Regions from separate parts of the Homo sapiens genome. Here region 1 is linked to region 2. Evidence: read pairs that join two places in POLR2A ChIA-PET (ENCODE). Cell type or tissue: Caco-2. All regions are shown on one strand. Links, peaks and the distances in the headings refer to the core of each region. The heading gives the core; the rest is flanking DNA.

Evidence for each region. Peaks named below come from ENCODE experiments on the same cell type or tissue, not always from the same donor. Only the 100,000 strongest peaks of a DNase experiment are listed, where the experiment ranks them.
Region 1: POLR2A ChIA-PET joins it to region 2 with 7 read pairs; 4 of 35 experiments call an interaction of 5 or more read pairs at or near these places.

The regions. Positions count from the first base shown.
Region 1 is chr2:203,686,603-203,691,984 of GRCh38, reverse strand. No RefSeq gene overlaps it. Among named protein-coding and RNA genes, the nearest start is that of CD28, 17 kb to the left of the region's middle. In Caco-2, for the core only: no CTCF peak of the experiment used is centred there; a DNase peak (open chromatin) is centred at 3,024.
Region 2 is chr2:203,602,956-203,608,337 of GRCh38, reverse strand. No RefSeq gene overlaps it. Among named protein-coding and RNA genes, the nearest start is that of RAPH1, 70 kb to the right of the region's middle. In Caco-2, for the core only: no CTCF peak of the experiment used is centred there; a DNase peak (open chromatin) is centred at 2,891.

The DNA.
Region 1 (5,382 bases), core at 85-5,084, 84 kb before region 2:
TGATAACAATTATGGCCAAACTTTATCAAGCATTTGTTAGATGCTAGATATAGCACAAAGCTAAAAGCATCCCAGGTTTTTAAGCCTTAATTTTTCCTTTAAGTTTTAGAAAAAGCAGTAATTTTCTTTCTCCCTAAGTGACTATACTTCCATATCTTAATATATACACACACACAAAGCCTTTATTAACCTCTCATAGGTACAGGCGATAAAACTGAAGACTGTGTGCTTTCTCCTAGAAATATTGGAGGAAAAATAAAGGAACTTGGGGAGAAAAAAATACCTGAATCTGAGATGTTGCAAGATATCCAATAGTAAGGTAAAGAGCAAAAGTAAAGAGGCTACAGCCCAAGACAAGGTCCAAACAAATCTAATATTTGTCTGAGAATCCATCCAGAAACACCCATTAACACCGCAGTGCATATGATGTCATGTATACATTATCTTGAGGAAAATTCCAGGCTAAACTTGTTCTTACAGAATTTAGCTTCCATTATATTACAGATGGCTCAGATTTGGAATGACTGGTACTTGGCTCATCATTCTCTTCATTGAGGGGCCAGAATCAATAGTGGAAACACAAGGAAATCTCATCCCTTTCAGGAATCTAATCTAGGTTGACCTCTTGCACTGTTGTTCATTGTATGAAATTCACCCAGCTTTGCTATGTCAGATTGTTATAGAACTCTTCTGGAAAATTGGAATTGTGTAACTGGCCTCTAGGCAGAAAAAAATGAGAGTAGGAAGGCCTATAATGGCCTTGAAACTGCACTTGCTTACCTAAAAACCTGTGTTCAGTGACTATGACACAGCAGGTGTTGCTCTACACCATGATGCCAGGAGAGACTAAGGCAGTAAGAAGGCCCTAATTTGCCTGAAGAGGCTTCTCTGGCCAGAGGTGCTGAGTTGGAGGATAACGAAAACTGGCCAGATCAGCATGGCGAAGAGAGGGCCTTCCCTTCCAAGTAAAGTATACACTACTTGGAAAAGTTTTAAAGTGCATGGCTTGCTAAGGGAACCAACCACAAGGAGCTCAGTGTGGCTGGAACAGAAAGGACACTGAGGAAGGGCCCAGGAGGTGACAGGTAGTTGAGGCCAGTGACAAAGGACCTTTTATGCCTTGCTAAGCAGTTTGCTCTTCGTACTGAGAGCAATGAGGAACCCTCACGATATGGGTCAGCACACAGGTCTGGGTTGCCAGGACAGATCTAAGAGGCAGCAGCATATGAAAGCCAGGATTTCAAATAGGTTGAATCTCTTACAGCAGCTCCAACAGATTGAAATCAGCTGTCTGACTCACTGTGTTGAACAGGACTTCTGAAACTTCATATCAGTTCAATGGGAGCATAGGAAGGGGAGGAGGCGCATAGGAGATGGTACTCCTGGGACTCCCAGGTCAGGGTGAGAATAAAGCCATGAACCCAGATCAGATTGCAGGCAGCTCTTCCCCACCTGTCCCTTAAATCTTGGCATTTTTCCATTGTTGGAGTTCGAGGTGGCTAATAAATTACTCCTTCCTACTTGCTAATTCAGTTCTAAATCCTATAAGACAGACCAAGAAAGACAAAGGAGTCAGGCAGACAGAGAGGAAAATATCGCTGATAGAGGGCTACCCGAGAACGTGGCTGAGCCGTGCAGTCACAACAAGCACCCCAGAATTATTAGGCAGACCTACCCACCCATCACAGTTCTTGCCCAGAAACCACAGGTCCCACCTCCAGGGAGAGAGTCTTTACCACTAAGCTACCACATGGCCCAGAGCAGGACACTTGCTTTCTGCAGGGAGGCAGGTCCCCAAGGTGGGAGCAGGTGGCAGCAGGAGGCAGAGGGAGAAAGACTGAAGACATAAGCAGTAGAGGATAATTTGCAGGAGAAAAAAACGAGGCAATGAGAAATGGCCCTAGGACGCCAGATAATACTTTAGCATTCATTAAACAGGAGCAAGCTTCCTTTGAGACTATCACACTTGTCTAGGAAAACAGAAGTTATAGCAGTTATACATTAACTAGCGTTGATCAGGCACTTTTCAATTCACACATGTTATCTCACAGAACTACTGTATAGGAGTAATTATTATTATTCCATTTGATAGATGGAAAGATCTAGTAAGTAGCAGAAAAGGATTCAAACACAATCCTTCCAGTCTAAGATTGTAATCTTGGAAAAGCTGATGGATTCTTTGACTCTGGCTTCTTGCTCTTTGCGATTAAACCATCACTTCAGAATGAGCTTCCGCCAGACTGTGTGAATGAGTGAAAGGGGCATTATCAGAAACCATCGTTCGGTTTGTGTGGTGGAGGGTGGGAAGTGGAGGATGGGGGTGAGTGAATGGCCTCATTTGCCACCAGTGTATGTGTTCCCTTTTCTCTGCCACTTTGCCAACATCTGTTATTTTTTGACTTGTTAATAATAGCCATTTTGACTGATGTGAGATGGCATCTCATAGTGGTTTGATTTGCATTTCTCTGATGATTAGGGATGTTGAGGATTTTTTATATGCTTGTTTGCTGCATGTACGTCTTCTTTTGAGAAGTCTCTGTCCTTTGCCCAATTTGTAATGGGGTTGTTTCTTTTTTGCTTGTTGAATTATTTAAGTTCCTTATAGATTCTGGGCATTAGACCTTTGTCAGATGCAGTTTCTGAGTTTTTCTAGTTTTAAATTGTCTTGTGATACTAAGAAGAATTTTTATTTGATTAACTGGAGACAGACCCTGCTTGCAAGTTCAATTTCTAAAATACCTGAAGAAATGAACAAACATTTCTTCTTCCCTCTCTCTTTCCTCCCTTCAAGCTGCAGAAATAGAAGCATTTTAATTTCAGCAGAAGGGAGTGAAGGTGGAGTGTTTACTCTGGGTCCACCCTCAGACATTTGGGAAACAAGGCTAACTTCTCAGGGCTTGCTGGTGATGCTGTGTCTCTATTGAGAAATTCGGACTTCCTAAAAATAGCAACCATAAGGTGCTGAGCAATGAGGGGTGGCAGACAGGCTAGTGATTTGCATTCCGCTTGCAGATGTTGTCCCAGAGGACTCTGAGGCTACCGCCCAAGGGAATAGGGAGGGCTCTGGCTGGCTGAATGGACTTTCTCCAGGTCCTAGAGGTCAGAGTTTCGAGAAAATTATGTCCATTCTTTTCCCAGATCTCTACTTAGGGAAGGTTTATGGAAATGCACAATATGTACCCAAGATTGTGGGTTTGTTCTCGCAGATCTCTCTCTAAGCTCTCTAGATCTATTACTGTCTTTTTATTTCTCAGAAATTCAGTCTACAAGCTGGACAAAGTTATGTATGTGTTTCTGTGCAAGCATGAGGTTAAGTACTTATTGCCTTTTCCCTTTTTCTACTCAGTCAGTATGCAAAAAAAGTCTCATATGAAAGTGGATATGCGGGCATTTTGTCCCCAACATTCCTCTTACATCCACCTGGCAAGACTATGTCCAATAAGTCTGACAGCTCTTAACCTTTTTTGTGTCAGGGACCCCTTTGGTGGTCTGGAAGCCTAAAGACCCCTTCTCACAATCATGTTTTGAAATGCATAAAATAAAATACATTGGATTGCAAAGAAAACTGAAAGTTTTGAAATGTAGTTTTCAAATATTTTTTTAAAAACAAATGTTCATGATATAGTAATAAATATGCTTCATTAACATATTAAATCTAGCTATGGTATGATAACTACCATAATTTTTTTTTTTTGAGACAGAGTCTCGCTCTGTTGCCCAGGCTGGAGTACAGTGGCACAATCTCGGCTCACTGCAAGCTCCACCACCCAGGTTCATGCCATTCTCCTGCCTCAGCCTCCCAAGTAGCTGGGACAACAGGCCCCGCCACCACGCCGAGCTAATTTTTTGTATTTTTAGTAGAGACGGGGTATCACCATAGCCAGGATGGTCTCAATCTCCTGACCTCATGAGCCACCCGCCTCGGCCTCCCAAAGTGCTGGGATTACAGACGTGAGCCACCGCATCCAGCCGATAACTACCATAATTTTGAAGTAGTGGTAAGCATAAGTAATATTTTGAGATACTTGGAACAACTATAATGTGACATGAAAATATCTGTGATTCTATTGATGACAAAGTGACAAGTACTGCAAAAAATACTGTGGTTTGTTACTTAAATATATCATTGAAATGTTAAATTTCAGTTGGAGAGGATAATGAAAAGGAAGGTATAATTTTTTTCTCAACCAAGTTTACATTGGACACCTAGTTAAGAACCCCTGAATACATTAGTATATCCGGTTCCCATCAGCATCTCATCTACCCACACATGGATGGCACACACACATACACACTCACAAACACACACACGCACACTACTGCATTCCCTATGGTCTCAATACTGGAATCTGGCAGCATTTTAATGACAACCATAAAGGACACTTCCCAGATGGTTTATGCAGTGAAAGATCAAGGAGCAGAAAGGGCAAATAACATTGTAGACCTCAGTAGCAGAATTCTCTGTAGCCTCCAGTTCCAAATACTAGTTGGGTGTGGATGGCCGCTCCCAACCATGGTTTTCTCCTTTCCTCATGATACCTGGACCAGAATGATAAGCTCTGCAGTTTCACATGTACTTGTTTTACTCCCACATTTTAGATAAAGTCCAACATTCCATTCTACTTACTATTACTCAGCAAGGTAGAACATGTAGTATCTGAGATTACATGTGCAGTGGGAGGACCACACTCAAGCTCAGACCTCTTGCTGTGGATAATGATGTAAAGCTTCCTGAGCGCTCTGCAAACAGTCAACATCTACCATTTGATATACTGTCCTTGACAATAGATCCAAAAATCCTTAGAGGACTTCTGCCAGTTAGGACACACTCACCCCCTCACTCACTCTGCTATAGACTCATGGGCATTGTTCTCTAGCCTCTAAAACACCAATTTATTTTAGGCCTGAGGTCTTTAACATGAGTTTTTTTCCTCTAAAATGTTCTTCCCCTTTACTCATCCCAGGCCTTTTCCTTCCTCCTGACAGTTATTTCTCACCCCCTATGTACTTCCATTTCATCCTTACCTCAATATCTAGTTTATTTTTCATAACTGGCCACATAAAACATAATTATTTTATGTATTTTGTTTATTTGTCTGACTCTTCCATTAAAGGCTGAACTTTTTTTTTTTTTTTCTTGAGACAGAGTCTCACTCTGTTGCCCAGGTTGGAGTGCAGTGGCGCAATCTCAGCTCATTGCAACCTCTACCTCCTTGGTTCAAGTGATTCTCATGCCTCAGCCTCTCGAATATCTGGGATTACAGGAGTGTGCCACCACGCCTGGTTAATTTTTGTATTTTTCAGTAGAGATGGGGTTTCAGTATGTTGGCCAGGCTGGTCTCAAGCTCCTGGCCTTATGTGATCCACCCGCCTTGGCTTCCC
Region 2 (5,382 bases), core at 56-5,055:
ACCATTCAGAAAGTCTCATATGTGCCCCTTGCCGTTGAAGGTCACAGGCATTGGTACCACTCACATCTGAGAAAGCAGTGGTAACTGGCAGCAGGAGAGAGGGCTTTGTCTGAGCAGTGGTACAGTGGATGGAAGTTGTGTGCATCCCAGGAATCAGAGGCAGACTCCCTAGGAGAACGCTCTGCCTGGGGTCTTATTCAAAGGGACCTGGCCGGGTGTGGTAGCTCACACCTGTAATCTCAGCAATTTGGAAGGCCAAGGCGGGTGAATCACTTGAGGTGAGGAGTTCGAGACCAGCCTGGCCAACATGGCAAAACCCTGTCTCTACTAAAAATACAAAAAATAGCCGGGCATGGTGGCGTGCACTTATAGTCCTAGCAACTGGAGAGGCTGAGGCAGGAGAATCGCGTGAATCCAGGAGACAGAGCTTGCAGTGAGCAGAGATGGTGCCACTGCACTCCAGCCTGGGTGACAGAGTGAGACTCCGTCTGGAAAAATAAAATAAAATAAAATAATTTTAAAAAGGGACCCTACCCAAGACCACGTGGGTGACAACGATAGAACCCAGCTGAGAAAGTCTGTACGGAGTGGACTGCAGGAAAGCAAGGGTCCCCCAGGACAACGGCCAGCCCAAGGAGACTGTATCAATGCTGCCATCAAGGGAGCGCACCCCTGACAGGGAGGCAGCTGCAGACTGCCGCAGCTTATGAGACAACCACGTAGGAATTCTCCGTCTCATCCCCTTACCTCTCATCCCTCTCCCTGCCCAGCCCCAGGTCAGCAACAGTAGCTATTGAGTAGGGGAAGAGGGAAACAAGAAGAAGCTGACCACACACAACCTGCCACTGGCCTACCTGGGGATGGGAAGAGCCATACCTTTAAATGAAGATTAAAATGTGACTTCTTATTTTGGACTAGACGTTTTAATTTCTGAGTGGAGATAATGAAGCTTAAAGTAACTTTGTAATTCAGAAATTCATGGGACTGCCCAAGTTTTCAGGGTTAAGGGAAATACTTTCCTTCCCTGGATACATTGTTAAAGTCAAAATTTTGAAAGACAAAAATATGGCTGCCTTTTGTTTATTTCCTATGAACCTGATTTCTTCAGTGTGCCATTTATGTGTCCTTTATTTTTATACTAAAGTTGGGAATAACCTAATTATCAATTAATAGGAAAATAATGATATGGAAGTACTATATTTAGTTTATGCTTTCAAGTACATACATATAAAGTATTAAACTTAAAATACAAAATGTCAAATTATACATAGTATGATTATCATATAAAAATGTATAGTTGGCCGGGCGCAGTGGCTCATGCCTGTAATCCCAGCACTTTGGGAGGCCGAGGTGGGAGGATAATGAGGTCAAGAGATGGAGACCATTCTGGCCAATGTGGTGAAACCCCGTCTCTACTGAAAATACAAAAATTAGCTGGGCGTGGTGGCGGGCGCCTGTAGTCCCAGCTATTAGGGAGGCTGAGGCAGGAGAATCGTTTGAACCCGGGGAGACGGAGGTTGCAGTGAGCTGCGCCATTGTACTCCAGCTTGGGTGACAGAGCGAGACTGCATCTCAAAAAACAAAAAGGGTAATTTATATGATGAGCATAATCATACACACACACAGTAAGATGACTAGAAGGAAACATATTGCAGGTTTAAAATGGTTATTTTGGGGTGGTATGAAGCAGGAATTTTTATTTTCTTCTACGTATTCCTCTGTATTTTTCAGCTTTGTCTTCCTTTTTTTCCTGCCTTTTTCATCCCTATCCCTCAGTCACACAGGGGGCTGTCCAGTGGCATTGCTTAACCATTGGCAGCCAAGAAGTCAACTGCTTTGGGAGGCTGAGGCGAGTGATCGCCTAAGGTCAGGAGTTCAAGACCAGCCTGACCAACATGGAGAAATCCTGTCTCTACTAAAAATACAAAAAATTAGCCAGGCACGGTGGTGGGTCCCTGTAATCACAGCTACTCAGGAGGCTGGGGCGGAAGAATCACTTGAACCCAGGAGGTGGAGGTTGCAGTGAGCCAAAATCATGCATTGCACTCCAGCCTGGGTGACAAGAGTGAAACTCCATCTCAAAACAAACAAAAAAGAAGTCAACTGATGTCCCAAGCATGGGCCACTTCCCCACAGGTTCTCTCCAATGTTCAATGTTTCACAAACTGTTTTCGGCACACCTTTAATTCCAAGACATGCAATGCACATTAGAACATTAAATATTTTGAAATATCCTGCAAAAAAAAAAAAAACCCCTTGAAATTTGTTTAACCCAGGACTTTTCATATCTTTTTTTTTTTTGACCATACACAATGGCTAAAACAAAACAGAACAGAATGAAAATATTAGCAGTTTAAGCAACTTGAGTTTGGGGGAATCCTGTTTGGGAAATGCCACCCTGATTTGTAGCTCATCAAGGCAACAATGATTTCAGCTGGGAGATTATTGCTAAGGTACTAGGTGGCTCTGGGAGGTCACTTCGTTCTTTTCAGCAAGTCTTCCAGACATAAATCTTGCTTCTTTGTCCATTAAGAGAAAATAGGAGAAACCAACTACTGCTATCCAAAAAGCCTCATCCCACCCATTTTAGCCAAAGACAGATGAAATGAAGCAAAAATAGGCCTATGATTGATGGACACATCAAAGTCAAAGGATTTTTAGAAGCAAAATTACTGTTTGAAGAGTTTTTCTGGACTTTATTACTTTTTATCTCAATGCTTTGTCATGTTGAGTGTGATTTCTTCACTATGTCTCTTTTAGATATCACTATTTATCTTATTGAAGTCCAAAGTTGGATTGCCTTAAATAAACCCTGTAACTGCTATAAACCTAGCACCACAGCCAGGAAAACCAAGTTGTGTAACAGGAAGGAAAATGATTATCCAACCCTATAAGTTCAGGCACGGGGATCTCCCTTTTCCTTACAGTTGCCTGGAAGTGATGAATCCCTAAGTCTTTCTCATTGTTAAGTCCCCAGTAAGATGTCTCCAAGGCCAAAGTACCTGCAGCAGTGTGAAAAATTTTCAGAGCCACCAATAAAGAAGGGAATCTGTATTAGGTCTAGAGTTTCTAGGGTACCTGCTGGGTCTTTTTCTTTTTACCAATTTCCCACAAAGATTTCACCCAGCAATGTGAGGTCCTCTGCAGGAATTTACAGATCACTTGGGACTTCATCACACACACCTATACTTTATCATTCTGAATACACAACTTCATTCCTCCTGATCACAGACAGACCAAGCTCTGTATTTCCTGACACATTAAAAAGGTTGTATTTTTTAAGTTTTTCTTCTTTTTTTTTTTTTTGAGACAGAGTCTCGCTCTGCCACCCAGGCTGGAGTGCAGTGGCGCGACCTCGGCTCACTGCAAGCTCCGCCTCCCGGGTTCACGCCATTCTCCTGCCTCAGCCTACCGAGTAGCTGGGACTACTAGGTGCCTGCCACCACGCCGGGCTAATTTTTTTTTTTTTTTGTATTTTTAGTAGAGACGGGGTTGCACCGTGTTAGCCAGGATGGTCTCCATCTCCTGACCTCGTGATCTGCCCGCCTTGGCCTCCCAAAGTGCTGGGATTACAGGTGTGAGCCACCGCGCCCGGCCAGATTTGTTTGTTTTCTGGAGGAGAGACATAATTTCACTGTATAGTGCTTAAAACCTTCTTATAGAAGTGTGATATTTATTGTATCCAATTTTATGTTTCTCAATACAATCATGCATTTTTTAACGATGGGGAAACATTCTGAGAAATTGTCATTAGGAGATGTTGTCGTTGTGTGAACATCATAGAATGTACTTACACAAACCTAGATGGTGTAGCCTACTACACACCTAAACTACAGGGTCTAGCTATTGCTTCTAGGCTAGAAACCTGTGTAAAACGTTACTGTTCTGTATACTGTAGGCCATTGTAACACAATGGTAAGTATTTGCCCATCTAAACGTATCTAAACACAGAAAAGGTACAGTAAAACTACAGTATTGTAATCTTATGGGACCACCGTAATACATGCAGTCCATCCTTGACCAAAATGTTATTACGCGGCACACAACTGTACTAATCTCCTAAAACACTGGCTTTAATCTCCACGTTCCCACTTTTGAAACAGCAGGGAAAGTCCCAAGTGATAAGCATTAGCAGATAAATGCTTACGTCCAGAGGGAACTGCAGACACTTTTAAGACCAGCTGGAAATCATTTTTTTAATGTGTGGGAAGTGTTTCCTTTTATAATCTATATTTCATTTAGAGCCATGTGACTGATAGTGGCAAGACATTTGTGGTTAAAACACAATAAATGAGCAATAGAATACTTGACCAGAGGGAAAAAAGATGTTATACTAGAAAAAAACATGAAAGGCATAAATAATATATTGAGAAGGTCACTCAATGTGAGCCACTAAGCTACCCAGTGTTATTGACATCATGCATTATGTATGGACCTATTTTACAAACCATTGTTCTTCTCCCTCCCGAATGTACTGTGAACGAATGACAGGGAGCCCATGCTATTCCTCTTGTGCTATTCTGGTTGAATCTGAGGTTTGGTAATTTTCCTAGCGGAAAAAAAAAATCAAATTCATAAAAAATGTTCTCTGACTACCTGGCAGAAGGCCTGAGACCATATTCAGGATGTGATACAACACAATTATTTGATTGCTTTCTTTTTCAACACACATTGGAGCTCTCCAAAATTAGTTTTGCCTCCATTCCAAACTCTGTTGGCACGGCTCTTTCCCAGGTCCTCTGATGAAGTGAAAGTATCTACTGCTGATGTGTTATCCAAGGAAATAGATGATACTAGTGAAAAGATTCAAATGGAAATTAATATGGATGTCGTGTAGGAACCTACCTTGGTGGAAAGGCTCAAAGCCTCAAAACTAAATATGCTCGAATTGCATGATTTCGTAAATCAATATAAAAGACACCACAAAAAGCAACGTGAAAGAGACAGGTAAGTGAACACACTTAGGATAGGATGCAACGGGTGGAAAGACCCCACTACCTGAGTCTTGGCAGGGTCAGTGCATGTGTCTCCTATCTCTCTCTGCCACATCAGCCTCCCCTACTGACGTGTGGTTATGAGGGCCAGAAATAAAGTGATGAGGTTGCAGCAAGGGGTTCCCAGAGAGAAGGTGCCCTGGGCCAGTGACACACTTGCTCTATCAAAGGGGTCCAGGGGCAAGTAGGCTTGACCACAGCTATAGCTTCCCAATTAGCCTGCTGAGCACCTCTGGGTTTTATGTGCATTTCTTGGGCACAAACATGTGGGATCAGAATGGGTATCACCATTGGATGGGCAATTTAGGAATGATGTAGCTGTCAGACCAGAGGGGCATGATTAGGACTTAATCTTTTCATCCCTTTCTACTTATAAGTAACATTCTTT